Regions from separate parts of the Homo sapiens genome. Here regions 2, 3 and 4 are each linked to region 1. A link is a loop called in an ENCODE intact Hi-C map of the cell type or tissue named here. Cell type or tissue: IMR-90. All regions are shown on one strand. Region 1 overlaps LOC400499 (putative uncharacterized protein LOC400499). Region 2 has its middle 55 kb from the start of LITAF. Region 3 overlaps TXNDC11 (thioredoxin domain containing 11). Region 4 has its middle 16 kb from the start of BCAR4.

Region 1 (8,000 bases):
CACCTAGGGGCGAGTTTCCCCCCAGGGACTTTCAGCAAAGTCTGGGGAATTTCTGGTTGCTACAGTGGGGAGGAGGACACTGTGAGAGTCAGTGTATAGAGGCCACGGATGCTGCTAAGCATCTTACAGTGCCTAGGACACACCCACGACTGTGAAGGCCAGGAGTCAAGATGTCAGCTGTGCCAAGGCTGAGACATGGAGGTGGAGAGGAACCTGACAAGAGGGTGTAGCACCCTGGAGTTAGCAACAGGGGAGAGAGGCCTGGCACAGCGGCTCACACCTGTAATCCCAGTGCTTTGGGAGGTCGAGGTGGGAGGATTGCTTAAGCCCAGAAGCTCGAGGCCAACCTGGGCAACATAGTGAGATCCCCATCGCTACAAAAAATCTTAAAAATGAGCCTGGTATGGTGACGCATGCTTGTAGTCCCAGCTGCTCAGGAGGGTGAGGCAGGAGGATCACTTGAGTCTGGGAGATCGAAGCTGCAGTGAGCAGAGATGGCACCACTGCACTCCAGCCTGGGTGACAGAGAAAGACCCTGTCTCTAGTGAAGAAGGAAAAAAAAAAAAAGAAAAAGAGAAAAACGTGGAGATTGTAACCACCCTGGCCTGGAGGAGTGAGGGGAGGGGTGCTATGTGAGGAGGATCCCTGGGAGGGAGTCAGGGGGTTAAAATCCTGCTGTCCAGACCCTGCTGGGACTCCCATGGGACCAACCCAAGAAAGCTCATTGATGGACTCATGGAAGACTTGAAGCCCAGAGCCATGTTTAACCCTTGATACCAATGGGGAAACTGAGGCTCAGGGGAAGCTGAGGCTCAGAGAGGGACAACCAAGAAGCTTGCTCCTGGTGCCAGAGCTAGGCAGAGGCCAAGCCAGGACTCAAATCTAGGTAACTTGGCTCCAGAGTCCAGCCCTAACCAGGGCACCGTATGGCCCTTGGGCCTCGGGGTGTGTGAATAGCCCTGAACTGGGCCACTGATGTGATCCTGGCTCTCTGACTCTCTCTCGGGGAAGTCCCCTTGGTCTCGACATGGCCCTGGGGGCACTGGACAAGGTGCTGTCTTGCCAGCTTCAGGCCTTCTCTTTCCTTCCTTCTAGCAAAGAGCTGCTGTTCTCAGGCCGGCATCGCCTCCCCTTCCTCCTGGGTCTCTGCCCCAGCTCAGCCTCAGCCTCAGCTAAGGTAACTGTGCCCCAGCTGCCTGGCTCCTAACTGGTTCCAGATGCCCAGCCCGAGGCAGGAGGGGGCCAGGCCCCTCTGGGGAGTGTTAATACATGCACATCTGTTCACCAGCCTGCAGCAGGCTCCGGTGGGCAACCCTCGGAAACCCCTGGCTCCAGCTTTCCCAAACATACCCAGGTTTACATTCCTGGGCCAGCCCCCGTGGCCCCCAGTCAGGCTCACAAGCCCTTTGGGAGATGGGGGAGGCCTCCTCACCCAGTGCCTGGCGCCTGGCATTGCCTCACCCAGCCTGGCACACTTGTAGAAGCTGGAGCAGATGACACAGCCCTTTGGAGCTGAGCCAGCGTCACCCCCATCTCTGCCCTGCATGCAGGACTTGAGGGGTCGTAGGAGTGCACAGGAGGGCCCAGTAGTCTTAGGCCAGGTTCCTCTGTCCCTCTGAGCTGTCATTGTCTGTGCCCAGATCCGGAGCTCCTGGAGGGCATGCCTAGTGCCTGGCACAGGGCCCAGCACACAGTAGTTGTTTAGTAAAAAAAATAGGGCATGAATAGGTGAGTGCATGCATGAATGGTTACATCTGTAACTAGTCACTTCATTTTCCTACCAGCCACCATGTTTTGGTAGGCACCCTCCCAGCCCTGGCCCAGGCCACCTTTGTCTACAGAGCATGCGCTATGTGCTGGGTCCCCTGCCGCATTTACACGTGATTTTGGAGTTCCTCAAACTTCGCTCCAACTGCACAGTCATTCAGGGAACTTCTTTATTTATTTATTTAATTTTTAAATTTTTTTTGAGACACAGTCTCTCTTTGTCACCCAGGCTGGAGTGCAGTGGCACAATTTCGGCTCACTGCAACCTCCGCCTCCCCGGTTCAAGCGATTCTCCTGCCCCAGCCTCCTGAGTAGCTGGAATGACAGGCGTGCGCCACCACGCCTGGCTAATTTTTGTATTTTTGGTAGAGACAGGGTTTCACCGTGATATCCAGGCTGGTCGCAAACTCCTGACCTTAAATGATCCACCCACCTCGGCCTCCCAAAGTGTTGGGATTACAGGCGTGAGCCACTGCGCCCAGCCTTATTTTTTGTTTTTAGAATGTCTTTTTGAGACAGGGTCTTGCTCTGTCACCCAGGTTGGAGTGTGGTGACGTGATCATAGCTCACTGCAGCCTCAAACTCCTGGGTGCAAGTGATCCTCCTGCCTCAGCCTCTGGAGTAGCTGGGACTACAGGTGGTACCACCACACCTGGCTCCATTCCGGGAGCTTCTTAGTTTTTTCCCAAGTTTTATTTTGAGTTATTTCAACCTATATAAAAGCTACTGTAGGACAGTGAACATTGACCAATTGTTAATATCTTTCCATCTTTCTTATCTGTTACATAAATTTGTATCATCACACATTTTTTCTGTATCATTAAGAATTAATATAGAGACGTTTCTGAAGACATCAACTTTTTACTCTGAAATACTTCAACTATTTCCTGTAACAAGGATATTTTCTGATTTAACACGGTAATTACAACATTCCAGAAACTGAACGTTGAATTAATACCTTCATTTAATGTACAGCCCATATACAATTTCCCAGCTTTCCCACTAATGTTCTTTCAAAAAACTGTTTTGTTTTGTTTTAAATCCGGGATGCAGGCCAAGATCACGCAGCATTCGTAGTTGCCATGTCTTTTTAATTTTCTTAATCTAGAACAGAGGTCTACAAACTTTTATTGTAAAGTAAAATGTTGTGGGGGTTGCAGGCCTTATGGTCCCTGTTACAACTACTCAGAATTGTCACTGTAACACAAAAGCAGCTATAGACGATATGTAAGTGAATAGACATGGCTGTTACAATAAAACTTTTTATAAAATCAGGTTGTGGGCCAAATTTGACCCAAAAGCCAACTCCTGATCTAGAATATTTTCCTTCTACACCCTACCCTTCCTTACCCAATGTTTTATTTTTTTATTTTTTTATTTATTTTTTCTTTTTTTGAGATGAAGTTTCACTCTGTCACCCACGCTGGAGTGCAGAGGCGTGATCTCGACTCACCGCAACCTCCGCCACCTGGGCTTATGCAATTCTCCTGCCTCAGCCTCCTGAGTAGCTGGGATTACAGGCATGCACTACCATGCCTGGCTAATTTTTGTATTTTTGGTAGAGATGGGGTTTCGCCACGTTGGCCGGGCTGGTCTTGAACTCCTGACCTCAAATGATCTGCCCACCTCAGCCTCCCAAAGTGCTGGGATTACAGGCATGAGTCACTGCATCTGGCCCCCCAACATTTTATTATACAATTTTTTAGACACTAAAAAATTGAAGTAATTTTACAGTGCATACCCACATACTAGATTTTCCTGTTTACATTTTATTTCACATAATCACATAGCTCTCTATCCATCCATCTTATTTTTGGATACATTTCAAAGTAAGTTGCAGATATAATTCCCCCTAAACATTTTATTGTCATTAACCACCTTCAGAAAAGTCCCAACTGGATGCAGTGGTTCACACTCATAATCACAACACTTTGGGAGGCCAAGGAAGGAGAATTGTTAGAGTTCAGGAGTTCAAAACAGCCTGCAACCTAGGGAGACCCCATTGCTACAGAAAATTTAAAAATCAGCCAGGCATGGTGGTGTGTACCTGTATCTCAGCTACCAGGGAGGCTGAGGTATGGAAGAATTGCTTGAGCCCAGGAGGTTGAGGCTGCAGTAAGCTGTGTTCACACCACTGCACACTCTAGCCTGGATGACAGAGCAGACAGACCCTGTCTCTGTCTAAAAAAAAAAAAAAAAAAAAATCCTGCACTGACAATTTTGAAGTGTCCAGGAAGTTATTTTGCAAAACATCCTCCTAATGTGGATTTGTCCGATTGTTTCTTGAAGATAAGATTCAGGCTGAACATTTTTGACAAGGGGTATCACTAACGAAATGACGCCTCTAGTGAGCGCGTTAAAAATACCAGCTCTTGGCTGGGTGCGGTAGCTCACACCCGTAATCCAGCACTTTGGGAGGCCGAGGTGGGCAGGTCACCTGAGGTCAGGAGTTCGAGACTGGCCTGGCCAACATGGCGAAACCCCATCTCTACTAAAAATACAAAAATTAGTTGGGTGTGGTGGTACATGCCTGTAATCTTGGTTACTCAGGAGGCTGAGGCAGAAGAATCACTTGAACCCAGGAGGCAGAGGTTGCAGTGAGCCGAGATCGTGCCACTGCACTTCAGCAGCCTGGGCAACAGAGCAAGACTCCTTCTCAAAAAAAAAAAAAAAAAAAAAAAAAAACAGCTCTGGAACATCTTCCCAGAGACTCCATTTTTGTAGGTTTTAAGTGGGAGCCCAGAATCTGTATTTTTAATAAGTTCCCCCGCAGTGATTCTGCTTTTCAGCCAACCTGGAAGTTAGCACATTATTTCATACAATTTTCGCAGCAACCCGTAATAAAATAGGTGTCCTTATCCCTGTTTTTGGATTAGAAGGCTTGGGTGGTTAAGGAACTAGCTGGAGATCACTCACCTCTCAGTGGTAGATCCACACTTGGAGTTCTGTTGTGTTTGATGCTGACACGCACCCAGGCATAATTCTTTCTGCTAGACTGCCCCCTGCTGTCTGCAACAGTACTACAACTAGAATTCTTGGCTGCTGGTGCCAGGCTGGTAGATATTTTCAAGTCAATGTTATAGCAGGGAGGGCATGAAGGAGATAGTTGCCATGGCCACGCTTGATGGCCTAACCTGAGGCTCCAAACCCTCGCATCATCAAACTTCATCCAGCCCAGGGAGTTGTGGGTCTCTTGGGCCTGGGACTTTGGGAGGCAGAGCCCTCGGCCTACAGCCAGCATCTCCTGGAATGTTCCATCAGAGCCCTGATGAGGAGCTTTATCGTGTTTTGTGGTGGTTTTTTTTTTTTCTGACCCAGCTACACTACTCCAAGGGTGAGGTTCAGAGCATGTTCGCCTTGGGCGTGGAGGAGCGTCATTTTCACATCAGCACCCGGCAGGTAGCTGCTAAGGCCGGTCTCAACAATTTCATCAAACTGGAACAGACCTTTCTGCAGGTGTGTGGAGGTCAGCCCAGGGCCGGAGCACGCTGGGGTGGGGGGCCTCTGGGACAGCCCTTTGAGAAAAGAAAAATTGTCCTAGTGTCCCGGTTCCTGGGCGGAAGGACAGACAAGGCTGTGAAATGGACACAATGTGCTGGATTTATTGAGCTGGATTTATTGCATGATTTATGGAGCATCTACTAGGTGCCAGGCACTATTTCAGAAGCTGGGGCGTGACCTAAAACAGATCTGATCAATCCTTCCTCTCATCAAGTGTCCACTCTAGCGGGGGAGATTGACTCCCCGAAATCACACAAACGAAATATGCCAGATAGTACTATGATACGGAGAAAACGTACTGAAGTGACTGAGAGTGACCAAGGAGCTTATTTAGATTAGGTGGCCAGGAAAGGCCCCACTGAAGAGACGACACATGAGCTAGCGGTGGATGATAAGCACCAGCCATTTGAAAATCCGGGGGAAGGCCGGGCACGGTGGCTCGCGCCTGTAATCCCAGCACTTTGGGAGGCCGAGGCGGGTGGATGACCTGAGGTGAGGAGTTCGAGACCAGCACGGCCAACATGGGGAAACCCCGTCTCTACTAAAAATATGGAATTAGCCAGGCGTGGTGGCACATGCCTATAATCCCAGCTACTTTGGAGGCTGAGGCAGGAGAATTGCTTGAACCCAGGATGTGGAGGTTGCAGTGAGCCGAGATTGCGCCGTTGCACTGCGGCCTGGGTGACAAGAGTGAAACTCCATCTCAAAAGGAAGAAAAGAAAAAAGAAATCTCTGGGGGAGGGGCATTCGAGGCAGGTAAAGAGACTGTGGTATATATACACCATGGAATATTACACAGCCGGAAAAAAGAATGAAATTCTGTCCTTTGCAGCAGCAGGGATGCAATTATCCTAAGTGAACTAGCTCAGAAACAGAAAACCCAGTATCACATGTTCTCACTTGTAAGCAGGAGCTAAACATTGAATACACATGGACATAAAGATGGAAACAGTAAACACTGAGGGCTCCAAAAGGGAGGAGGGTGAGAGGGAGCCAAGGGTTGGAAAATTACCTGCCTGGTATGATGTTCGATATTTGGGTGACAGGGACGCTGGAAGCCCAGTCCCCACCATTACACAATATACCTATGTAACAAACATGCACACTGACCCCCTCAATCTAAAATACATTTTTTAAAAAGAGTATTCCAGGCAGAGGGAACAAGACATGCAAAGGGCCTGGGGCAGGGATGGGTTTGCATGTTTTAGGAATGGCCAAGGAGCCACTGGGCTGGAGCTGGGTGGGTGGGGAATGGTAGGAGGTGGTCTGATCACACAGGGTCAGTCAGGCCACAGGGAGGCGTTTGCATTGTGTTCTATCTGCTACTAGAAGCCTTTGAAGCCATGATCAAATAAATGATGATTTCAGATCCCTCTGGCTGCTGTGTGGGGAGGGACCTACAGGTGGCAGAAGTGAGCAGTGAGGAAGCCCCATAATGGGCAGGGGCAGGGCAATAATAATGCGTGGACCAAGCTGGGGGCAGTAGTGATAGGTTTTAGAGACGTTTAAGAGCAAACTTCCTTCCCCACCCCAGCAGTCCCCCTGCAGTGCCCTCAAGTCACCCTCGGACTGTGGCACCCACCAGCAGGGACGGCGTCCCTCTCCGAACCTTTGCACAGGCTCTTCCATCTGCCTAGAATGCTCTTCCCTGCCTCCTCCCCAAGCTTGCTTCTCTGCGTTCCTTTCTCCCTTGAATGTCTCTTGTGACCATCCTTGTCACCTTATCCCATCATTTTCTGTCCTGTGACTATCTCGACTATCTCCCTGGGAGCCCCTTAAGGGCCAGGACCAGGTCTTGGCTAGCTTTGTACCCAGGCACTCAGCACTGGCTTGGGAGCATGATACCTGCTCGCTACATGATTGAGAAACCGCAATACCAACTGCGTGCCTCCTACAAGCTCCTCTCCACCGTGTAGCCCTGGGCTGAGTGCACCACTTGTATCATCTTGCAAAGGTTGACACTTTCTGGCCTCCATTTTCTAGGAAACTGAGGCTCAGAGAGGTTGAAAAATGCCCAGAGCCACACAGCTTGGCCATGGAATTGAGAAGTGGCTGTTCTGTGCTGTCTCCTGTTGGCCATACTCCCCTCACCTACTCCTCTCCTTTAAATTATCTGCTCATCCTTAGGAAGCATTTGGGTTTTTGATCCCCTGACATATGTCACCATTCAGGAAACTGTAAATGATCCACAAATATTCCCTTTTTCCTCCTCTGCAAGCTTCTCTTCTTTCCCATCCCAGGCAGAAGCATGGGTCGGGTTCCCCCATGACGCCGTCATTCTCTTCCAGCTCAGCGCTCTTCCCAGGGAGCTGTTCCTGCAGACCGCATACGAGCGAGCTCATGGGACCCGTGTCCTGCGCCAGGTGGTGCTGTGGGATGGCCAGGAGGTGGCCCTCACCGGGAGCCTTTCTGGGCCTTTCCCCAAGCCCACCAGGAACCTCAGCCTGCAGGGTGAGTGTGTGAGGGGCTGCAGGCAGGGGTGGCCCAGTCACTCAAGAAATCATCCCTGGCCAGGCGCGGTGGCTCATGCCTGTAATCCAAGCCCTTTGGGAGGCCGAGGTGGGTAGATCACTCGAGGTCAGGAGTTTGAGACCAGCCTGGCCAACATGGTGAAACCCCATCTCTACTAAAAATACAAAAATTAGCCAGGCATGGTGGCAGGCACCTACAATCTCAGCTACTTGGGAGGCTGAGGCAGGAGAATCGCTTGAACCTGGGAGGCAGAGGTTGCA
Region 2 (8,000 bases), 120 kb before region 1:
GAAGATAATGACCAATGACTGTAGATCACCCCAGCACAGAGCAGCAGTGAGTATCTGTTGAGTGCCTGCCATGGGCGGGGCACATTCTGTTATTGAATTTCACAACGATTCTGTAAGATGAACATCCCCTCTCCATTTTACAGACAAACTGAAATTCTGACAGGTGAAGTTACCGGTCCCAGGTTCCAAGCTGGGATTCCTCAGCTAACATGTCAATCCTCCCAGAGGCATTTGTGTTTTTGTGCTTGAACTTTTTCCTTGTTTGCACTCATAAACTACATGTTTTATTTCCCGGGCGATAGGCAGCACCTATGGTCCGCCTGTGAAAGAAACATGGGTGTTTTCAAATGACACAGAGGTGGCCACCAGCTCATCCTCACCCAAGCCAGGTGTGCTGATGCTGACCCACACCCGGGAGTCCACGATGAGAAGGGGACACAGGTGGCTGCTGCTTGCAAAATTGAGTGTCACTTGCTTGGCTTGTTCCACTCCTGCTTATCAAAGCTGAATATGACCTGGTCCTAATGGAGACTGGCTCATAGGTGCCAAGCCTGTGTCTCGAGGCGTTTCCTGGCCCCCTATACGTCTGCTCCTGAAAGACAAGCTTCTTTGTCATCTTTTCTTGTTTCTTATTCATAGAGATGGGGTCTCACTGCGTTGGCCAGGCTGGTCTCAAACTCTTCATCCTCTCACCTCGGCCTCTCAAATTGCTGAGCTACCACACTCAGCCTATTTGTCTTGCTTCTGATCTGTCTTCCTGCACTAGAAAGTCAGCTCCTTGAAGGCAGGGGCTTTCATCTGTCTGATGCTGTATCCCCAGTAAACAGTGACTGGCACACAGTAGATGTTTGCATTTCAGGAGGGGCCCGAGATCACTCTCGGCCTCTATGGTTTTCTAGAAGGAATCACAGAGCTCAGAAAAGACATTGCACTCATGGCTGCTGTTGATTACAGGGAAAGAGAGTAAAATCAGTAAAGGGAAAAGGTGCATAAGGCAGGGAGGCCAGGCACAAGCTCCCAGATGTCCTCTCCCTGTGGACTCGTGGACAGTACTTATTTCTCCCAGCCATAATGTGTGGCAATGTGCACAGAGCATTGCCAACCAAGGAAGCTCACCAGAGCCTTGTGTGCAATGTTTTTATTGGCAACCAGTCATGGCCAATGGCCCATAGTTGACCTCAGTCTCCAGCCCCTCCAGAGGTCATGCTGGTATCACCTGGCCCAAACCCCCCACCCTAAATCATGTCATTAGCAGAGACTGGCTGGCGTGGTTCCAGGCCCCCAGGTAAACAAAGACACTGACATTACCATCAGGCAGCACATTCCAAGGGCCTGGAGTTTCCTTCCAGGAGCAGGACAAGGTTAACTTTTTTTTTTTTTTTGAGACGGAGTCTCCCTCTGTTGCCTGGGCTAGAGTACAGTGGTGCAATCTCGGTTCTTTGCAACCTCTGCCTCCCAGGTTCAAGCAATTCTCCTGCCTCAGCCTCCGGAGCAGCTGGGATTACAGGCGCACGCCACCATGCCCGGCTAATTTTTGTATTTTTAGTAGAGACAGGGTTTCACCTTGTTGGCCAGGCTGGTCTTGAACTCGAGACCTTGGGTGTTATGCCTGCCTTCGCCTCCTAAAGTGCTGGGATTACAGGTGGGAGCCACTGTGCCCGGCCTGGGTTAATTTCTAGAAGGGGAATTGCTAGGACAGAGAAAATGTGCCTCCCCTTCCCTACCCAGCCAGCGTTTTTATGGCCACAATGTGAAGGTGTTATGAGCAATACAAAAGGGAGGATAGTCTTTGCCCTTGAAAAGATTAAATTGCTTGAGTTTCACGTACTCCAAATATGAAGTGATCTACCATTCACCTTTAACCTGCAAAACCTCAATGTGCTGTTTCCTCTTTCTTTTCCCTGAGGGCCCATGTCCTGTTTCTCCACTAGTCGCCAATTACTTCATCCAGGCTTCATGGCCTTTTCACTTAATTTTTAAAATTTCTTCTTCTTCTTTTTTTTTTTTTTTTTTTCGGATGGGGTCTTGCTCTGTCTCCAGGTTTAAGTGCTGTGGTGCGATCTCAGCTCACTGTAACCTCGGCCTCCCGGGTTCAAGCAATCCTCCTGCCTCAATCTCCCAAGTAGCGATCCGCCTGCCACAGCCTCCCAAAGTGCTGGGATTACAGGTGTGAGCCACCGCACCCAGCCTGAGTTTTGTAGCTTCAATTTGCATTTCTTTTTTAGTGGAGTGATCTTGGCTCACAGCAACCTCCATCTCCTGGGTTCAAGTGATTCTTCTGCCTCAACCTCCCGAGTAGCTGGGATTACAGGCGTGTGCCAACATACCAAGCTAATTTTTGTATTTTTAGCAGAGACGGGGTTTCACCATGTTGGCCAGGCTGGTCTCGAACTCTGGACCTCAGATGATCTGCCCTCCTCAGCCTCCAAAAGTGCTGGGGCTATAGGCGTGAGCCAATGCACCCAGCCTAATTTGAATTTTTTTAATGTCTAAGGTTGAGCCTCTTTGCCGAAACTCTATCTGTGTCTTTTTTTGTGTCCTTTTCTGTGAACGGGATGCTCGTATACTTTGTCCATCTTTGAATCTGTTGTTCTCCCCAACTAGATGCAATGCTATTTTTATCATGTGCCTACTCCTGTGTGTACTTGGTTTCTTTCTGAACTCTCTGTTCTCCACTTGAACACAACATGGAGCCAGAAGACACTTTGTCAGGAATTTCTAGCCCCTTTATTTTGCCAATGAGTAAAGGAGTCCAGAGAGGTTAAGTAACTTTTCTAAGGTCACACTGCTAATTGAATAAATAAGCAAAGGGATGAACCATCCCTCCCTGCTCTCTCGCATCCACTCCCCACCTTCTTCCATCCACCTGACTTTTCCAACCTTACTAGTAAACAACAGGGAGCCAATTTCTCTGTCAATCTTTTTTTTTTTTTTTTTGATACAGGGTCTCACTCTATTGCCCAGGCTGGAGTACAGTGGCGTGATCTCAGCTCATTGCAACCTCCCCTTCCTGGGTTCCAGCAATTCTCTTGCCTCAGCCTCCCGAGTAGCTGGGACTATACAGGTGTATGCCACCATGCCTGGCTAATTTTTGTATTTTTTGGTAGAGACAGGGTTTCACATGTTGGCCAGGCTAGTCTCGAACTCTTGACTTCAAGTGATCCGCTTGCCTCAGCCTCCCAAAGTGCTGGGATTACAGGCGTGAGCCACCTAGCCCAGCCTCTTGTTCATCTTTTGTGTTGAAGATAAGGTGGCAGTAGTGAGTGCTTCATGAAGGCCAGGCGAGAGGAGCTCACTGCCCCCTGCTGGTTACTTCTTCTCTATCATGGGGTATCTGTGGCTCTCTCACCCGCTTACCCTAGCTCTGCAAAATATCTTTTGGTGGTTTAAAAAGAAAGCTGCTTCAGGCCGGGTGTAGTGGCTCACACCTGTAATCCCAGCACTTTGGGAGGCTGAGGCAGGTGTAGGTCACTTGAGGTCAGGAGTTTGAGACCAGCCTGGCCAACATGGTGAAACCCCTATCTCTACTGAAAATACAAAAATTAGCTGTGCATGGTGGTGGGCACCTGTAATCCCAGCTACTTGGGAGGCTGAGGCAGGAGAATCGCTTGAACCCGGGAGGCGGAAGTTGCAGTGAGCTGAGATGGCGCCATTGCACTCCAGCCTGGGTGACAGAGTGAGACCCTGTCTCAAAAAACAAAACAAAACAAAAACAAAAACAAAAAAACCTGCTTCATTCTGAAAAGAATTGAAGAAACACTGTAGGATTCCAACTCTGTGACATTCTGGAAAAGGCAAAACTGGAGACAGTAAAAAGATCAGCGGTTTTGGGGTTGGTGGGGGGCGTGGTAAGGGAAAGGGAAGGATTAATAGGCAGAGCAGAGGGATCTGGTTGTTTAAGAGTGTGGTACCTCTGCCATGCCTCTCTCGGTCCTGCGCCTGCCATGTAAGACGCCTGTTCCCGCTTTGCCCTCTGCCATGAGTGAAAGCTACCTGAGGCCTCCCCAGAGGCAGGTGCTACCATATACTTCCTGTACACCTTCCCGAACAGTGAACCAATTAACCCACTTTCCTTTATAAATTACCCAGTCTCAGGTCTTTCTTTATAGCAGTGTGAGAACAAGCTAATACACAAATGAAAAGGCTGCCTTTTTTTTTTTTTTTTAAAAACAGTCTTGCTCTGTCACCCAGGCTGCAGTGTAGTGGCGTGATCACAGCTCACTGCAGCTTCAACCTCCTGCGCTCAAGAAATCCTCCTGCCCCAGCCTCCTGAGTAGCTGGGACTACAGGTGTGCACTACCACACCCGGCTTTTATTTTTGTAGAGACAAGGTCTCCCTGTGTTCCTCAGGCTGGTCTTGAACTCCTGGGCTCAAACAATCCCTCTGCCTCAGCCTCCCAAAGTGCTGGGAGTAAAGGCCTGAGCCACTGCACCCACCAAAAGGGCTTCTGAACTCTGGTGACTCTGACCTGAGCCTGATGGGCTTCAATCCATACTCCGGCTGAACTCACACTGACTGGAAGGAAGCTCGATCCCCAGTCGCTGGCAAACCCAACCCCAACCCCGTAAATTTTCTCTAGGTAGAAGCAGGACTTTCTTTGGTGGGAGGAAGAGGAGGTGGGAGGCTGGATCTATGGTGGATGGCTTGTATAGGAGGGTCTGAGTCTTTGTGAATCGAATCCTGTGTCCCCATGTTCTATCAAACCACCTTACTGGGTTTTGGGCCTGTGACAATGTAGACACAAAGTGAGGCCAGCGGTACAGAGACCCTTCCCAGGCAGACTCGGGTAGGCTGGGGCAATGCAAACACAGCTGGTCATCAGAATGGCCTGGAGGGAGGGCCCCACCCTAGGGAGTCTGATTGTCCTGGTCTGGAATGGGCCTGGGAATCTGCATTTGTAGCCAATACCCACTGTGATTGGCGAGAAGCCATCGCATTGAGAATTGCAAGGTCTCTGCTCAGGCTCCTGACTTTGAATGGGGGAGGAATTCAGGCCTGTGGTCAGAGACTTGAGTCTCCTGGGGGAGAAGACGGAGAAAGAAAGTGATGGACCAAAGCTGCCAGAGCTAACAGAGCAGGGACTCTGGAGCCAGATGGGGTTAAAATCCTCCTGAGCTGTGTGACTTAGGGCAAGTGTCTTAACCTCTCTGTATCTCTGTTTCCTCATCTGTACCATGGGATGACCTAGTTCACCTTGCAGGGATTTTGCAGGAGAAGTTGATGAATGAGTCAATATACAAGGAATGCTTTGCCTAGTCTGATAGTTTCCTAACAACAATGCCATCTATTCTTTGAGATCCAGGGAAATCTCTCCTTTGTAAACTGCTTCCACGAGTTCCTGCCAGAATAACTGTTCCTTTCTCTGCGTGAGGTCTGTCTGTGGTGTGCTGAAGATCTTCTGCCTGTGCATCTCGTTTCCCCACTGACTCCTCCAAGCCAGCACCCCCCCACTCGCCCCCCAGGATGCTCTTCCCCACAGCATTTGGCAGCCACGCCCGAACCCATCGTAGTCCCCAAGCAGCTGTGAGCTGAAGGGTCTTTTAGGTCTTTATCCCTGTGGGTCAGGTGCTCCTGAACCCTGCTAGAGAAAATGCTTGAGCTGGGGGCCAGGCTCAGTGGCTCATGCCTGTAATCCCAGCACTTTGGGAGGCCGAGGCAGGTGGATCACCTGAGGCCAGGAGTTCGAGACCAGGCTGGCCAACATAGTGAAACCCCAGCTCTACTAAAAATACACAAAATTAGCCAGGCGTGGCGGCACATGCCTGTAGTCCCAGCTACTCGGGAGGCTGAGGCAGGAAAATCGCTTTGAACTTGAGAGGTGGTGGTTGCAGTGAGCCGAGGTTGCGCCATTGCACTCTAGCCTGGGCAACAAGAGCGAAACTCCGTCTCAAAAAAAGAAAATAAAGGAAAATGCTTGAGCTTGGGAAAAGGGAGGTAGAATCATTGATTTCAAAATATGAAAAGAAAATGGGCCAAGTCTAAAAGCATAAATGATTAAGTTTTCATAAAACATGGTGTGCCAACCAGTCAACTGTGTCTTAATTTGACTCTAAGAAAATTCCATTAAAAGTACATTTAACTGTCCATCACGAGATAAATGGCTACATAGAAAGTGGTCTATCCTTTCAGTGCATTATTCAGCCACGGAAAGGAATGACACACTATTTCACGTTTCGTGGCTGAGCCCCAAAACTGTCATGCTGAGTGAAAGAAGCCAGACAAAGGCCACCTACTAAACCATTCCATTTATGTGAAATGTCCAGAATAGACAAATCCATAAGGACACAAAGCAGATCAGTGGTGGCCAAGGACTGGGGTCAGAGGCACCAGAGGTGATTGTTTACTAGGTATGGGATTTCTTTTTGCAGTGAGGAAATTATGAAATTGGTTGTGGTAATGATTGCCAAACTCCCTTACTATCTTAAAAACCATTGAGTTGTATGCTTTATTTTAATTTAATTAATTTATTTTTTTGAAATGGAGTCTCACTCTGTCACCCAGGCTGGAGTGCAGTGGCACAATCTCGGCTCACTGCAACCTCTGCCTCCTGGGTTCAAGTGATTCTCCCGCCTCAGCCTCCCAAGTAGCTGGGATTACAGGCACCACCATGCCCAGCTAATTTTTTGTACTTTTAGTTGAGACGGGTTTTCACCATGTTGTCCAGGCTGGTCTTGAACTCCTGGCCTCAAGTGATCCACTCGCCTCAGCCTCCCAAAGTGCTGGGATTACAGGCACATGCCACCGTGCCCTGCTAATTTTTGTATTTTTAGTAGAGACAGGGTTTCACCATGTTGGCCAGGCTGGTCTTGAACTCCTGATCTTGTGATCCACCCATCTCGGCCTCCCAAAGTGCTGGGATTACAGGCATGAGCTGCCGCGCCAGTTGAGTTTTGTGCTTTAAATGGGAGAATTGAGTCAAGTAGACCCAGCTACTTGGGAGGCTGAGGTGGGAGGATCACTTGAGCCCAGGAGGTTGAGGCTGCAGTGAGCTACGATCACACCACTGCACTCCAGCGTGGGCAACAGAGTGAGAGCCCATCTTTAAAAAACAAAACAAAACAAAAACAAACAAACAAAAATCACACCTTGAAAACCAAAAGGTGTGGGTGGAGGTGAGTTTGAGGGAGAGAGGCAGAGATGTGGGACCTAGAATGAACGCTGAGCAGGTGTGAGCAGACCTCTGGCCTCCCGAATTACTTCCTTGTCCTCTTGGGAGGCCTTAAACCTGGAGCTTTGAAAAACCCGCTGCTGCTGTGATAAGAGCCATTTCCAAAGGCCTTGCTAAGTCAGGCCTCCCGTTGGCTTTTCCTAACCTGAGCACTGGGAAAGACAAACCCAATGTCAGACTACACAACTAGACAGTAGTGATGGTTGCGCAATGTCATGAGTGGACACGACGCCACTCAACTGAATACTTAAAAGTGGTTAAAATGGGCCGGGTGCCGTGGCTCATGCCTGTAATCTTAGCACTTTGGGAGGCTGAGGCAGGTGGATCGCTTGAGCCCAGGAGTTTAAGACCAGCCTGGGCAACGTAGTGAAACTCCGTCTCTACAAAAAATACAAGAATGAGGTGGGCGTGGTGGCACAGTGCCTGTAGTCCCAGCTACTTGGGAGGCTGAGGCAAGAGGATTGCTTGAGCCCGGGAGGTGTAGGCTGCAGTGAGCCATGACCACACCACTGTACTCCAGCCTTGGTGACGGATTGAGACCTTGTTGTTGTTGTTGTTTGTTGAGACGGAATCTAGCTCTTTTGCCCAGAGTGCAGTGCTGGAGTGCAGTGGCGCGATCTTGGCTCACTGCAAACTCTGCCTCCCGGGTTCAAGCGATTCTCCTGCCTCCACCTCCCGAGTAGCCGGGATTACAGGCACTCGCCACCATGCCCAGATAATTTTTAAATTTTTTGTAGAGATGGGGTCTCACTGTGTTGGCCAGGCTGGTCTCAAACTCCTGACCTCGTGATCTGCCCGCCTCGACCTCCCAAAGTGTTGGAATTACAAGCG
Region 3 (8,000 bases), 310 kb before region 1:
ATTCTGTTGCATATGCAAGTTTGCAGGAGCTGAGATTAATTAATTAATTAATTCTAATTAATCCTTTTCACCCCATTTTTTTGTGGCTAAATTCACACAATTGGAAATGATGATTTTCTGTAATATGTGCACTATGAAGGATTCCCTAAAGTAAATCTTGCCTTGGGCATCTGGGGTTTTTCTCCCTTTCTTCTACCCTGAAGTCAAATGGTGTTTTCCTTATTATTAACAGCAGATGTGCAGTAAGAGGTAGGAGAAACACATGCACATTTAAAAAAAAAAGATACAGTTTCAAATTAAATTCTAGGTCAATGTCATGTTTAGATTGTATGTACAGATCAAGGCTGGAGAAACATTTGACACATATAACATTTAGTTATAGAGAACTGAACTGAAGAAGTGTTTAGACTGTTGTAGTAGAAAGCAGATGCCTTGGTTCAGCTGGCTACCAGCATTTATACAATACACATGCCTTTCCCCTGCCTTAATGATTTTTTTTTAAATTGTCTTAGAAATAGCCAGGCCACTTCAAAGTTCTACATTTGTTTTTTGAAGCTAGCTGGTCATCAGTGCATAAATAATTTGCGAGAGTACCATGTCTGAAGCATCACAGGGCTGTAGGGTGTGCTGTGAGGAGAGCTTATTCCTGGCCCCCAGCATGCGAGGCTTGGGTTATAAGATCGGGTTCTGTGGTCCTTTACCCCCCACTTAACGCAACTTGTCAAACATTTGCTATTTTTACACATTAAAAGAAAGGAAATTCACTTACCACCTCAGCACTCTAATAGTAACTGCCTTCTCTTGTTGTTTTAACTGTTTCCTTTTTTCTCCAGGGCTCGGCCTCAGTGCTGATCTGTCAGTTTACCTTGGTCCACCTGTTAAGGTGTTGTGGACAGGAACTCTTGTGCATATTTCTGTCCATTATTGTATTAGCCTTTCTTTTTTTTTTTTGAGACAGAGTCTCTCTCTGTCGTTCAGGCTGGAGTGCAGTGGCGAAATCTCTGCTCACTGCAACCTCTGCCTCCGAGGTTCAGGTGATTCTCCTGCCTCAGCCTCCCGAGTAGCTGGGATTACAGGCGCCTGCCACCACGCCCAGCTTATTTTTTGTATTTTTAGTAGAGACGGGGTTTCACCATGTTGGCCAGGCTGTTCTTGAACTCCTGACCTCATGATCCGCCCGCTTCGGCCTCCCAAAGTGCTGGGATTACAGGCGTGAGCCACTGCGCCCAGCCTGTGTTAGCCTTTTTTACTTCTGTTATTATTATTTATGTAGTGCTTTCGTATTTTCTTTAAAAAAAAGTTAAATCTCTGGTTCTTTTTTTTTTTTTTTTTTTTTTCATTTGGAGTCTCGCTCTTTTGCCCAGGCTGGAGTGCAGTGGCATGATCTCAGCTCACTGCAACCTCCGCCCAGGTTCAAGGGATTCTCATGCCTCAGCCTCCTAAGTAGCTAGGACTACAGGCGCCCACTACTGCGCCCACTACCACGCCCGCCTAATTTTTGTACCGTTAGTACAGACAGCTTTTTGCCATGTTGGCCAGGCTGGTCTCAAACTCCTGACCTCAAGTGATCCACCTGCCTCGGCCTCCTAAAGTGCTGGGATTACAGGCATAAGCCACTGCGCCTGGCCTTCTGGTTAGTTTTTCTTGCTTTTTTTTTTTTTTTCCTGAAAATCTGATGACTATATTAGTTTATTTTCTTCTTTTTTAAATTTAAAAATTATTTAGCACTTTATGCTCCCTGGCTTTACTTTGGCTTAAAATATAGAGCACAGTTGATTTTTCCCTCTCTCATTTATAAAATGATGTTTCCTTTCTTTCTAATCTTGATGATGCCTGCTTTAACTACAGAACATATTTTTCCATGGATTTGGGTCTATTTCTGTGATTTCTTTTGGTCTGGATACCTATTTTTGTCTGAGTAAACATAATCTAAGTTCTTACTTTGTAAATTGTTATTACTTGGTCAAGTCTGGACTTCTTGTAGTTCTTGTGTTTTGTGGAATATTCTTTTATGTCCATCCGTGCCTTTGGCTGGAATTTTGTTGAAATTATGTTAAATATATAAATTGACTTGAAGATAATTGACATGTTCATAACATTTAGCTTTCCTTTCTAGGTGCACAGCATGATTATTCATTTATTCAAAACTTCCTTTTAATTTTTTATAGTAGGTCTTACATATCTCTCATTAATGTTTAATCATTTCACAGTGCTAGATGATTAATTGTGGGCTGGCAATCTTTGTATATGTTTCAAAAGCCTGGAGGAAATCAGCTCTCTTGTACTTTACTCCTCCAGGACTGCAAAGCCTGTTCCTCTTGTAACATTTTTACATTTGATCTTGGCAGAGAGGCTACTTTATTGCCAAAAGAAAATTTGGTAGAGGGGTCATATTCTGAAGTTGCTTGCTTGATTTTTAAAAATCTGATGATTATTTCATTATTTGCTGTAAAAATGTGTTCTGGTAACATTTTGTCATACTCTGCTATAATTCAGTGGCTTTTTTAAAAGAGAAGATTTGCAGCAAATTTTGACCCCATTTTTCATCTGATCTACAAAAGGACTTGCAGTGCAGTCTAGGGAGAAAAGCAGTGGGCTGGGAGGCAGCAATGCCTGGTCCTTACCCTTTGTCTGCTCCTGGTGAGGTCTGTAAACTTGGAACAAAATATTTAACCTTTCTGTGTTTGTGTTTGTTTATCTTTAAATTTGGGGAGGGTAGAGGTAAGTATATAAATCCTTATTTTATAAGGTCAAATCATGAAATACTTTGTGTGTGAGTAAAGTAATAAAGCGAGTAAAGAAATACTTTGCGTGCAAGTAAAATAATAGTCTTTATACCTTAATTAGAAACTAAGCCATCTGGTTGAAAGCACCTCAGATAAGTATTTTACCTATTCTAGTGAAAAAATCCACACAAGAAATGATGTCATTGACTGACCAGCAGGCCCAGTCTTTCTCTTCCCCTTTCCCGTGCACCTCCTACCTGCTTCTATTTGTAACGCATGGTTTTCTCCCTGTCCAATGGACTGAATCTCTCTGCCACCAGAATAGGAGCTAATTTTTCAGATAATATTTACTGAGGACCTTGATGGCAGGGTTTTGTTTTGTTGCTCCTACAGCTCCACACCGTGCTTGGTGAATGTATGACTGGTAAAGGACGCGTGAGAAAGATTTTAGCTACGGGATTTTAAATGTCACTTTGGATCCCCTCTCACTACCTTCTCCACTTCTTGTGCCTGGCCCTTCAGGCTCAATAGACCATAGTGTAGGAATTTCCCTGCCTGGTTCATTCTTTTTTTTTTTTTTTTTGCCGTGACAGGGTCTCACTTTGTTGCCCAGGCTGGAACGCAGTGGTAACCTTGAACTCATGGGCTCAAGCAATCAGATTCTGCCTCAGCCTTCTGAGTAGCTAGAACTACAGGTGTGCACCAACACACCAGCAAGTTACAACAATTTTTTTTTGTAGAGATCAAATTGAAATTCACATGGTACCTAAATACCATCTTGGAAATACACTAAACTATTTTTTTGTTTTGTTTTGTTTTGTTTTGTTTTTGAGACATCCGTTCTCTGCTCACTGCAACCTCCGCCTCCCGGGTTCAAGCAATTCTCCTGCCTCAGCTTCTCGAGTAGCTGGGACTACAGGCACACGCCACTAGGCCTGGCTGATTTTTGTGTATTTTAGTAGAGACGGGGTTTCACTGTGTTGCCCAGGCTGGTCTGGAACTCCTGAGCTCAGGCAATCCTCCCGCTTTGGCCTCCCAAAGTGCTGGGATTACAGGCGTGAGCCACCACGCCCGGCCACACTAAACTATTAACCAAAATATTGTTTCCACTCCCTTCTACCACCTTTGGGAATTCCTAAACTCAGTTGATGAGGAAACCTTGTAGCATTAGTAGCATTAGTTTTCTAAGGAACTCCCTTTGGGAAATAGTGTTTTAGAGGAAAGGTATTAAATGGAGGAAGAACTTTGATTCCAGCGTAGTGTCCCTGTACTCCACCAGGTGGCGTCTGATGCTGCCGAGATTTGCTTGTAGAACTGAGTCGGTACGCATAAAAAGTGCCCTCCTCCAAGCGAAGAAAGCTTTTCTGGAGTATTGTTCTGTCAGATTGGAAATTTTTTTTTTTTTTGAGACGGAGTCTTGCTTTGTCGCCCAGGCTGGAGTGCAGCCGCGCGATCTCGGCTCACTGCAACCTCCGCCTCCCGGGTTCACGCCATTTTCCTGCCTCAGCTTCCCGAGTAGCTGGGACTACAGGCGCCCGCCACCACGCCCGGCTAATGTTTTGTATTTTTTAGTAGAGACGGGGTTTCACCGTTTTCGCCAGCATCGTCTTGATCCCCGACCTCGTGATCCGCCCACCTCGGCCTCCCAAAGTGCTGGAGTTACAGGCGTGAGCCAACGAGCGCGGCCAGATGGTGAGATTTTATACAGCATCAAAAGATCTTGGCGGGGCACGGTGGCTCACGCCTGTAATCCTAGCACTTTGCGAGACTGAGGCAGGTGGATCTCTTGAGCTCAGGAGTTTGAGACCAACCTTTCGCAATGTGGCGAAACCCCGTCTCTACAAAAAATACTAAAAATTAGCCTGTAGTTGCAGCTACTTAGGGGCTGAGGTGGGAGGATGGTTTGAACCTAGGAAGTCAGGGCTGCAGTGAGCTGAGATCATGCCACTGCTTTCTGGCCTGGGTGACGAAAGTGAGACCTTGTCTCAAAAAAAAAAAATCTGAAGGATAGGGTTTTCTTGCTCAGTATGGGACATTTTAAAAGGCATTGAAAAAACAAGGGACTGACAAGCAAGGATGGCTTGGAGATTGCTTTATTTTCTCAGGTTTTTGGACCTAACTCTTGGGTCTTTGGACCAGACATTGAGTTTAACAGTTCTCGGCAAATGGCATGGGTTCTAGGATCGTTTTTTTTTCTTGGGTAATTTCATTTGTTGTCACTATACTCACTCATGGGGGAGACCTTTTTCTAACTATCTGCCTGCATTGAGACCCTTCTGGGTACTGACTAATATAGATTAAAATAAACATATTAAAAATTCCATACTTTGGGCCGGGCGCTGTGGCTCATACCTGTAATCCCAGCACTTTGGGAGGCCAAGGCGCATGGATCACCTGAGGTAAGGGGTTTTAGACCAGTCTGACCAACACGGAGAAACCCGGTGTTTACTAAAAATACAAAAATAGGCAGGCATGGTGGCACATGACTGTAATCCTAGCTGCTTGGGAGGCTGAGACAGGAGAATCTCTTGAACCTGGGAGGTGGAGGTTGCAGTGAGCCAAAATCATGCCATTGCACTCCAGCCTAGGCAACAAGAGCAAAACTCTGTCTCAAAAAAAAGGAAAAAAAATTCCATACTTTATGTCCCCACACCTAAAACTGACTGTTTAATTCAGTTGACATTATTTTAGCAAAGGAATCCTTGTATATTTTGTGAGAGATGCTTTTATTTCCATTATGATTTCTTTTCTTTTTTTTTTTTTTTGAGACAGAGTCTCACTCTGTGCCCAGGCTGGAGTGCACAATCATGGCTCACTGCAGCCTCAACCTCCCCAGGCTCAGGTGATCCTCCTACCTCAGCCCCCCAAGGAGCTGGGACTACAGGCATGCACCACCACGCCTGGCAACCTGGCAATTTTTTTTTTTTTTTTTTTTCCTGAGACAGAGTTTCACTCTTGTTGCCCAGGCTGGAGTGCAATGGCACGATCTTGACTCACCGCAACCTCCGCCTCCTGGGTTCAAGCGATTCTCCTGCCTCCCAAGTAGCTGGGATTTACAGGCATGCACCACCATGCCCAACTGATTTCTGTGTGTGTGTGTGTGTGTGTGTGTGTGTTTTAAGTGGAAATGGGGTTTCTCCATGTTGGTCAGGCTGGTCTTGAACTCCCGACCTCAGGTGATCCAACCACCTCAGCCTTCCAAAGTGCCGGGATTACAGGCGTCCACCACTCCTGGCCAAATTTTTCTATTTTTTTTGTAGAGATGTAGTTTCACCACGTTACCCTGGCTGATCTTGAACTCCTGGGTTCAAGCAGTCCAGCCACCTCAGCCTCCAGAAGTGCTGTGGTTAAAGGGGTGAGCCACTGTGCCCCACAATGACTTATTTCTTAAGTCTTATAAATAAGAACTAAGGCCAAAAAAGATCCTCTCAGCACGTGAGGTTAGAATCAGAAGTACGATTTCTTATTAAATAATTCAACAACCATTTGAGGATCTGGTATGTGATATAGCTATAATGATGAATGTATCTCATTTCCTGCCATCAGCAGGAGCCACCAGCCAGTGTGGCCAAGAAGTAGGGTTGCTCACAATGAGAATTTAGTGATGGGTCTGTGACAGCCTTCCTTAGGTGGAGACGGGAAGATGGCTCAGTGGAGATGGGTGCTGGGGGGTGGGAGGCTTAGCCTGCAGCTAAGTATGGAAGAAACCGCATGCAGAGTGGAAGGTTGATGGGGCTGGGGAAAGCAACAGGTGTGTCCACTTGTGCCTTGGCTTCAGGAAGCTCAGAGCCAAATTTAGTGTTCATTTAGAGAGATTTTGATCCCTCGATCCCAGGTATTTGAAAAATTGCACCTTCACTTTCTAATTATGTAGTGATATTTTCTACCCTTTTAAATTGACTCTTTTAGAGTATTGGTGTGGGTGTTGATCCTGTTTCTCCAAGTTTGTTTTTTTCATGTTTGGAAGTTGATAAGACTCCTAGATAAAGAACTAGAAGCATTACAATCTTAGAAAATAATCTTAGGGACATAATAAAGTCACAAACTTACAGTCAAACAGCTCCGTGCAGACAAGCCCAGTTCTGGTCTGTCCTTGGCCACCTTTTATATACAGTTGAACCAGATAAGCTGATACTTGACTGAGCACTTCCATGAGCCAGGCACTTTACCTGAATGACACAGTCTTCACTGTCACCCTTTGAAGTAGGAAGTGTTTATTCCAGTTTCACAGATGGAGAAACCGAAGCTCTGAGGGGTTGCTAACTGGCTCAGGGTTAGTGTGGTAGGCAGGGCTCATAAGGGCTCCTTAAAAAGCTCCGCTTCTTACTCAGTAGAACCTGCGAATAGGTTATATACATGGCAAGGGGGAATTAAGGTAGCAAATAGAATTAGATTGCTAATCAGCTGACACTGAGGTTATCCTGTGTTACTGGGGTGGGCTCAGTGTAATCAGAAGGATTCTTAAGAATCAAAATTGGAGGCAAAATAGCAGAGTGTAATGTGAGATGGACAGTCTAGTTGTCACTGGCTTTGAAGGAGGAAAGGGCCACAAACCAAGGGATGTGGGTAACCTTTGGAGCTGGAAAAGTCAAGGATTCTCCCCCAGAGCCTCCCAAAGGAACATGACTTGCTAACAGGCCAGGGTTGATTTTAGCCTAGTGAGACTCATTTTGGACTTTTGACATCCAGAACTTTAAAATACATCTGTGTGTCTGCCATTATTTGTTACAGCAACAACACGAAGCCAGTACCGTCACATGCCAGTAAATACAGGAGCTGAGATGAGAACCCTGGTGCAGAGCTCACTCACTCCACCCTTACTCTGTTTTCTCTGCAGCTCCTCTGCTCTACTGAGGTGCAGCAGGTGATATGATATGGTGATTCCCTCTTGGCTTTGCCTGTGATACTGCTTTAAATGTAATGTTTTTCCCTGCCTAATGTCTGCCTTCCTAATTTTTCAAGGCCTAGGGGAAGTTCTATGGATTAATAACTCTTGACTATCTAGCATGACGTCCGGCACACTGGACGTCCTGTGATTTTCATCACCCCAGCTTCTTTCTTGGAGCTGCTGTTGCACTAATAGACAATAGGCCATGTCTTCCGCTTAGCAGCCTGTCTTGGTTTCTAGTTTTCCCTGGGCTTTAGTGGTATCTTCCTAACAATAAGCATAGATAGACAGGGGCCAATGAGTCCTGAAGTCATTTTATTTTATTTAATGTTTATTTATTTATTTGACAGGGTCTCACTCTGTTGCCCAAGCTAGAGTGCAGTGGC
Region 4 (8,000 bases), 400 kb before region 1:
GTGCAATCTCAGCTTACTTCAGGCTCTGCCTCTTGGGTTCAAGGGATTCTCTTGCCTCAGCCTCCTGAGTAGCTGGGATTACAGGTGTGAGCCCCCACACCAGGCTAATGTTTGGATTTGTAGTAGAGACAAGGTTTTGCCTTGTTGTCCAGGCTGGTCTCAAACTCCTGACCTCAGGTAATCTGCCTGCCTTTGCCTCCCAAAGTGCTGGGATTACAGGCGTGAGCCGTCATCTCTTGCCCGGTAACATCCTTTATAATAAACCAGTAAATGTGTTTCCCTGGGTTCTCTAAGCTGCATTAGCAATTAAATGAACCCAAAGAGAGGGTTGTGGGAACACCAAGTTGAAACAAGTCAGAAGTTCTGGAGGCTCAGATTTGTGACTGGTGGGAAGGGAGAGGGCTGCTTGGTGGGAGTGAGCCCTCAGTTGTGGGGCCTGATGCTGTATCAGTGAGGTAGATACTGTCAGAATTGAGGCTGGGCGTGGTGCCTCATGCCTGTAATCCCAGCACTTTGGGAGGCCAAGGCAGGTAGATTGCTTGAGTTCAGGAGTTCGAGACTAGCCTGGTTAACATGGCAAAAGCCTGTCTCTATAAAAAATACAAAAACAGGCCAGGTGCTGTGGCTCACGCCTGTAATCCAGCACTTTGGGAGGCCGAGGCGGGCAGATCACTTGCGCTCAGGAGTTTCAGACCAGCCTGGCCAACATGGTGAAACCCTGTCTCTACTAAAAATACAAAAATTATCAAAGCATGGCGGTGTGTCCCTGTAGTCCCAGCTACTCAGAAGGCAGAGGCAAGAAAATAGCTTGAACCTGGGATGTGGAGGCTGCAGTGAACCTAGACCGCGCCATTGCACTCCAGCCTGGGTGACAGAACAAGACTCCGTCTCAAAAAAAGAAAAACAAAACAAAACAAACAAAAACAGCCAGGCATGATAGCACTTGCCTGTGGTCCAGCTACTTGGAAAGCTGAGGTGGGTGGATCACTTTGAGTCTGAGAGGTTGAGATTGAGCCACTGCACTCCAGCCTGTGCAACAGAGCTAGACCTTGTTTAAAAGGAAAAAAAAAAATGCCGGGTGCAGTGGCTCATGCCTGTAATCCCAGAACTTTGGGAGGCCAAGGAGGGTGGATCACGTGAGGTCAGAAGTTCAAGACCAGCCTGGACAACATGGTGAAACCCTGTCTCTACTAAAAATACAACAATTACCCGGGCATGGTAGCAGGCACCTGTAATCCCAGCTATTCAGGAGGCTGAGGCAGGAGAATCACTTCAACCCGGGAGGCGGATGTTGCAGTGAGCCGAGATCACACCATGGCACTCCAGCCTGGGCTACAGAGACTCTGTGTCCCCCCAACCAAAAAAAAAAAAAAAAGTCGGAGGACACCCAGCAGATGTCTGATGTAGAATTGATTGGTTGCTTGGTGTGTGGGGAGAAATCCCTACACATTTGGTTACAGAAGTCTTCTGTGTCATTGTTGTCGTGGTGTTTTTCCCTTCAGTGACCACGCTGTCCAAAGTGATCTACAGATTCATTTCAATCCCTATCAAAATACCAATGACATTTTCAGAGATAGAAAAAAAAATCCTAAAATTCATGTGGAACCAAAGTGAGCCCAAATATCCAAAGTAATCCTGAGCAAAAGAAGAAAGCTAGGCCGGGCACGGTGGCTCACGCCTGTAATCCCAACACTTTGGGAGGCTGAGGCGAGTGGATCGCCTGAGGTCAGGGCTTTGAGACCAGTCTGGCCAACATGACGAAACCCCGTCTCTACTAAAAATACTAAAATTAGCTGGGCGTGGTGGCAGGAGCCTGTAATCCCAGCTATTCGGGAGGCTGAGGCAGGAGAATCACTTGAACCTGGGAGGCAGAGGTTGCAATGAGCCAAGGTCGCACCATTGCACTCCAGCCTGGATGACAAGAACGAGACTTCGTCTCAAAAAAAAAAAAAAAGAAGAAAATGGCTGGATGCAGCGGCTCATGCCTGTAATCCCAGCACTCTGGAGGGCCGAAGCAGATGGATCACCTGAGGTCAGTAGTTCAAGACCAGCCTGACCAACATTGAGAAACCCCATTTCTACTAAAAATACAAAATTAGCTGGGCGTGGCAGCACATGCCTGTAATCCCAGCTACTTGGGAGACTGAGGCAGGAGAATTGCTTGAATCTGGAAGGCGGAAGTTGTGGTGAGCCGAGATTGCACCATTGCACTCCACCCTGAGCAACAAGAGTGAAACTCTCTCTCTCTCACACACACACACACAGACACACACACACACACACACAAAGCTAGAGGCCTCATGTGGTCACTCACACCAGTAATCCCAGCATTTTGGGAGTCCATGGTGGCTAGATCACTTGAGGTCAGGAGTTCGAGACCTGCCTGGCAAAACCTCATCTCTACAAAAAAAAGTACAAGAAATCAGTTGGGGGCTGGGTGTGGTGGCTCACGCTTGTAATCCCAGCACTTTAGGAGGCCAAGGCCGGTGGATCTCCTGAAGTCAGGGGTTTGAGACCAGCCTGGCCAACATGACAAAACCCTGTCTCTACTAAAAATACAAAAAAAAAATTAGCCAGGTGTGGCATGTCTGTAGTCCCAGATACTCAGGAGGCTGAAGCAGGAGAACTGCTTGAACCTGGGAGGCAGAGATTGCAGCGAGCCGTGATCACGCCACTGCACTCCAGACTCCAGCCTGGGTGACAGAGTGAGACGCTGTCTCAAAAAAAAAAAAAAAATTGGGTGTTGCGTTGTGTCCCTGTAGTTCCATCCACCCAGGAGGCTGAGGTGGGAGGATCATTCGAGCTGTGAGCTGGGAGGTCGAGGCTGCAGTGAGTCATGATGGCACCACTCTAGCCTGGGCAACAAGATTTGTTTCAACAAAACTGTAAGTTGTAGAATGCTGAGATTCATTTTGCTTTATTACAAAACTAAGAATTTCTAGTTGGTTGTTGAATTTAATATTATTTAACCACCAAAGAAAGAGATTCTTGTTGGCCTGATACATCTTCCTTGATATGTCAAAGTGTTTTTGTCACAAAGGAGAGCAGGTATAACTGTGAAAACTGCATTACATCTATAGACTGTACCAATGTCACTTTCTTGGTTTTGATATTTAATACGTTAACATTGGGGGAGGCTGAGAGAAGGGTCCGTGGAACTTCCCTATACATTTCTTGGGACCCTCTGATGAATCTATAATCATCTCAAAATGAAAAGTTAAACACATTTTAGTTTCACAAAACTATGTAAATGAAACAGAATACCCAATGTTGATTTTTGTAATTGTGTTACATTTGAAAGGGAACGCAAAATGTGATTGTAATGATAAGAACTAGCCACAAGTTGTCACTAGTGGTCTATCATAGCCCTCTGAAACTCACAACACCCACCCCCCCGCCACGCCCCCCGCCACCCTCAAAACGAGAATTGTTTTGATGAAGAAAGGACGTGACTTTTTTTTTTTTTTTTTTTTTTTTTTTGAGACAGAGTCTCACTCTGTTGCCCAGGCTGGAGTGCAGTGCCACGATCTCGGCTCACTGCAACCTCTGTCTCCCAGGTTCAAGTGATCCTCCAGCCTCAGCCCCCGAGTAGCTGGATTACTGGTACATGCCACAACGCCCGACTGATTTTTTTATTTTCAGTAGAGATGGGATTTCGCCATGTTGGCCAGGCTGGTCTCAAACTCCTGACCTCAGGTGATCCACCCATCTCGGCCTCCCAAAGTGCTGGGATTACAGGCATGAGGCACCACGCCTGGCTGGATGTGGCTATTTTTAAACTGCCATATTTAACCATTGCTGTTTTTCTGTTTGGAAGCACTGTAAAATCCCAATATCGTATTCTTTTTTTTTTTTTTTTGAGATGGAGTCTTGCTCTGTCACCGAGGCTGGAGTGCAGTGGCGCGATGCAACCTCTGCCACCCAGGTTCAAGTGATTCTCCTGCCTCAGCCTCCCGAGTAGCTGGGATTACAGGTGCCTGCCACTACACCCGGCTAATTTTTGTAGTTTTAGTAGGGACGGAGTTTCACCATGTTGGTCAGGCTGGTCTTGAACTCCTGTCCTCAAGCAATCTACCTGCCTCGGCCTCCTAAAGTGCTGAGATTACAAGCATTAGTCACCGCGCCCTGTTTATCTTATTCTTTTATAGGTGAAAATACAGAAACCATAAGAAAGGGAATAGGGTTTTTTTGTTGTCGTTTTTGAGACAAGAGTCTCCCTCTATCGCCCAGGCTGCGGTGCAGTGGCGCGATCTCGGCTCACTGCAAGCTCCGCCTCCCGGGTACACGCCATTCTCCTGCCTCAGCCTCCCGAGTAGCTGGGACTACAGGTGCTCACCACCACGCCCAGCTGATTTTTTTGTATTTTTTTTAATAGAGGCGGGGTTTCACCGTGTTAGCCAGGATGGTCTCAATCTCCTGACCTCGTGATCCACCAGTCTCAGCCTCCCAAACTGCTGGGATTACAGGTGTGAGCCACTGCACCTGGCCGCAGGAATAGGGTTTAAAGGTGGCAAATTAGACATTCTCTAGAGGAACGTCACTTCTCAAAGTGTGGCTCCTGGAGCAGCAGCACTGGCAGGGCCTAACAATTTGTAAGAAGTGCAAAACCTCAGGCCTCACCCTAAACCTACCAAATTAGATTCTTCTTCTTTTATATTTTTGAGGTGGAGTCGCACTCTGTTACCCAGGCCAGAGTGCAGTGCGGTGATTTTGGCTCAATGCAACCTCTGCCTCCTAGGTTCAAGTGATTCTCCTGCCTCAGCCTCCCAAGTAGCTGGGATTACAGGTGTGGGCCACCACGCCCGGCTAACTTCTGTATTTTTAGTAGATACGGGGTTTTATCATGATGGCCAGGCTGGTCTCGAACTCCTGACCTCAGGTGATCCACCTGCCTTGGCGTAATCCCAGTGCAGGGATTACAGGTGTGAGCCACCATGACCAGCCAGATTCTTCACCTTTTTGGTGTGTGTGTGTATGTGTGTGTGTGAGATGGTGTCTTGCTCTTGTCGCCCAGGCTGGAGCACAATGGCACAATCTCGGCTCACTACAACCTCTGCCTCCCAGGTTCAAGCACTTCTCCTGCCTCAGCCTCCCAAGTAGCTGGGATTACAGGCGCCAGCCACCACGCCCGGCTGATTTTTATATTTTTAGTAGAGATGGGGTTTCACCATGTTGGCCAGGCTGGTCTCGAACTCCTGACGTCAGGTGATCTGTCTGCCTCGGCCTCCCAAAGTACTGGGATTACAGGCATGAGCCACTGCACCCAGCCCTGAATTTGATTCTTCTTCTTTTTTTTTTTTTGAGACGGAGTCTCACTCTGTTGCCCAGGCTGGAGTGCAGTGACGTGATCTCCGCTCACTGCAAACTCCGCCTCCCGGGTTCACGCTGTTCTCCTGCCTCAGCCTCCCGACTAGCTGGGACAACAGGCACCCACCACCACACCCGGCTAATTTTTTGTATTTTTTAGTAGAGATGGGGTTTCACCCTGTTAGCTAGGATGGTCTTGATCTCCTGACCTCGTGATCCACCCGCCTTGGCCTCCCAAAGTGCTGGGATTACAGGAGTGAGCCACTGCGCCTGGCCACCACATGGACATCTTTGAGGATCATCTTTCAATACCCCTTAGTCTCTGTGTTGTAGAACAGCAGCTATCAAGGAGCATTGTTCTTTTTTTTTTTTTTTTTTTTTTTTTTTTTTGATCCAGAGTCTGGCTGTGTTGCCCAGGCTGGAGTGCAGTGGCCAATCTCAGCTCACTGCAACCTCTGCCTCCTGGGTTCAAGTGATTCTCCTCCCTCAGCCTCCCGTGTAGCTGAGGTTACAGGTGCATGCCACTACACCTGGGTAATTTTTGTATTTTTGGTAGAGATGGGGTTACACCGTGTTGGCCAGGTTGGTCTCGAACTCCTGGCCTCAAGTGATCTGCCCACCCTGGCCTCCCAAAGTGCTGGGATTACAGGTGTGAGCCACCGTGCCTGGCCTTAACATAACTGTTTACAACAAAACTGTATAACCTGCCCGTCCTGCCTGGATGATTGATTCAGGATGCTTATGTTGATGCAGGAGAATGGGGTCTGGAGGCAGGGAACCTAAAAACTTCCTAGAACTAGGCCGAGTGCAGTGGCTCACACCTGTAATCCCAGCACGTTGGGATGCCGGGGCCGGTGGATCACCTGAGATCAGGAGTTCGAGGCCACCCTGGCCAACATGGTGAAATTCTATCTCTATTAAAAATAGAAAAATTAGCTTGGTGTGGTGGTGAGCACCTGTAATCCCAGCTACTTGGGAGGCTGAGGCAGGAAAATCGCTTGAACCTGGGAGGCAGAGGTTGCAGTGAGCCAAGATCCTACCACTGCACTACAGCCTGGGCAACAAAGTGAGACTCTGTTTTAATAAATAAACAAACAAACATACATACTTCCTAGAACTCAATAAAAGGGAAAAACCCCAATTAACTGTCTTTTTTTTTTTCTAGATGGAGTTCAGTGGCCTGATCTTGGCTCACTGCAACTTCCGCCTCCCGGGTTCAAGCAATTCTCCTGCCTCAGCCTCCCAAGTAGCTGGGATTACAGGCACCCCCCACCATGCTAGGCTAATTTTTGTATTTTTAGTAGAGACGGAGTTTCACTATGTTGGCCAAAGGTCCGCCCACCTCCGCCTCCGAAAGTGTTTGGATTACAGGCATGAGCCCTCCCCGCTCTCCCACCTCCAGGCCAAAACCCCAACTTTCTATGCCCAACTAAATAACTTTGTAACTTCACTTCAGCTATGGCAGGAAACATCCTCTTCATTTCCATGGGGTGTATGCCAAGTAAATAACTTTGTAACTTCACTTACCCTCTTCATTTACATAGGGCATACCAATGGGAAACCTCTGAAGGGTATTTAAACCCCAGAAAATTCTGTAACCAGCATTGTTGAGTCACTTCCTCTAACCTGCTCCCTACTCTGTGGAGTGTACTTTCGTTTCAATAAATCTGTGCTTTTCTTTCATTGCTTTGTGCGTTTCGTCCAATTCTTTTTTCAAAACGTCAAGAACCTGGACACCCTCCACCCGTAACAGTGTGACACAGTTCTGGCCAGAGTCAGGTCCAGGTTTTACGGAAGTATTTGTAAGAGCAAGGCTTTGTGGGAGTTGCTGAGAAAAGACCACCTAAGCCTGGAACTGCTGGCAGTTACGTTGCCGCAAGGGGTGAGTCTGCCTGAGAATGGAAAGCAGAACTGACAGAAGGAGAGAGAGTGCCTGAGTTTCTGATGATACTGACACGAACCTTACCTGGACAATTAAGTTCTATGAGCTCATAAATTTCCTTTCTTCCCCTTAGCCTTGTTTAATTAGGGTTCACTACTTAACAGTCTCTTACAACTAAAAAATTCTTTTTTTTTTTTTTTTTCAGATGGAGTCTCGCTCTGTTGCCCAGGCTGGAGTACAGTGGTACAATCTCAGCTCACCGCCAACCTCTGCTTTCCGGGTTCCACTGATTCTCCTACCTCAGCCTCCCTGGTAGCTGGGATTACAGGCGCCCACCACCAAGCCTGGCTAATTTTTTGTATTTTTAGTAGAGACAGTGTTTCACCATGTCAGCTAGGCTGGTCTTGAACTCCTGACCTCAGATGATCCACCTGCCTTGGCCTCCCAAAGTGCTGGGATTACAGGCGTGAGCCACCGCACCCAGCCAAAAAATTCTTGACATATGCACTCATAACACCTTGAAAGAAAATACCAGTGAAGTGCTTGAAAGGGAACTGGTCCCCAAAGGGTATTTGAATCACTAAGACTTGGGCAAGATTTGACTGCTTAGATTTGATATATGATATTCTAGTTCTAGGCCCGGGCGCAGTGGCTCACGCCTGTAATCCCAGCACTTTGGGAGGCCGAGACAGGCGGATCACGAGGTCAGATCGAGACCATCCTGGCTAACACAGTGAAACCCCATCTCTACTAAAAATACAAAACATTATCCGGGTGTGGTGGCGGGTACCTGTAGTCCCAGCTACTCGGG

Evidence for each region. A loop is a pair of places that touch in the nucleus more often than their neighbours do. Peaks named below come from ENCODE experiments on the same cell type or tissue, not always from the same donor. Only the 100,000 strongest peaks of a DNase experiment are listed, where the experiment ranks them.
Region 2: a loop joins it to region 1, with 4 times the contacts of the local background. A loop is called at or near these places in 49 of 110 quality-filtered maps.
Region 3: a loop joins it to region 1, with 6 times the contacts of the local background. A loop is called at or near these places in 99 of 110 quality-filtered maps.
Region 4: it touches region 1 in a loop (7-fold over the local background); 78 of 110 quality-filtered maps call a loop at or near these places.

Annotation. Positions count from the first base shown.
Region 1 is chr16:11,404,423-11,412,422 of GRCh38, reverse strand. It overlaps LOC400499 (putative uncharacterized protein LOC400499), which reads left to right. Exons shown (of 67, transcript NM_001370704.1): 46 at 1,096-1,177; 47 at 5,086-5,223; 48 at 7,557-7,719. Among named protein-coding and RNA genes, the nearest start is that of RMI2, 63 kb to the right of the region's middle. In IMR-90, CTCF peaks have their summits at 4,770 (motif pointing left) and 6,657 (motif pointing right); DNase peaks (open chromatin) are centred at 3,572 and 4,732; H3K27ac peaks cover 279 bases; H3K27me3 peaks cover 269 bases.
Region 2 is chr16:11,527,621-11,535,620 of GRCh38, reverse strand. No RefSeq gene overlaps it. Among named protein-coding and RNA genes, the nearest start is that of LITAF, 55 kb to the left of the region's middle. RefSeq lists an enhancer at 7,177-8,000. In IMR-90, a CTCF peak has its summit at 3,297 (motif pointing left); a DNase peak (open chromatin) is centred at 3,270.
Region 3 is chr16:11,710,772-11,718,771 of GRCh38, reverse strand. The region is part of intron 5 of TXNDC11 (thioredoxin domain containing 11); the gene reads left to right. Among named protein-coding and RNA genes, the nearest start is that of TXNDC11, 28 kb to the left of the region's middle. In IMR-90, a CTCF peak has its summit at 4,010 (motif pointing right); a DNase peak (open chromatin) is centred at 4,031; H3K27ac peaks cover 317 bases.
Region 4 is chr16:11,809,237-11,817,236 of GRCh38, reverse strand. No RefSeq gene overlaps it. Among named protein-coding and RNA genes, the nearest start is that of BCAR4, 16 kb to the left of the region's middle. In IMR-90, a CTCF peak has its summit at 3,322; a DNase peak (open chromatin) is centred at 6,876; H3K27ac peaks cover 147 bases.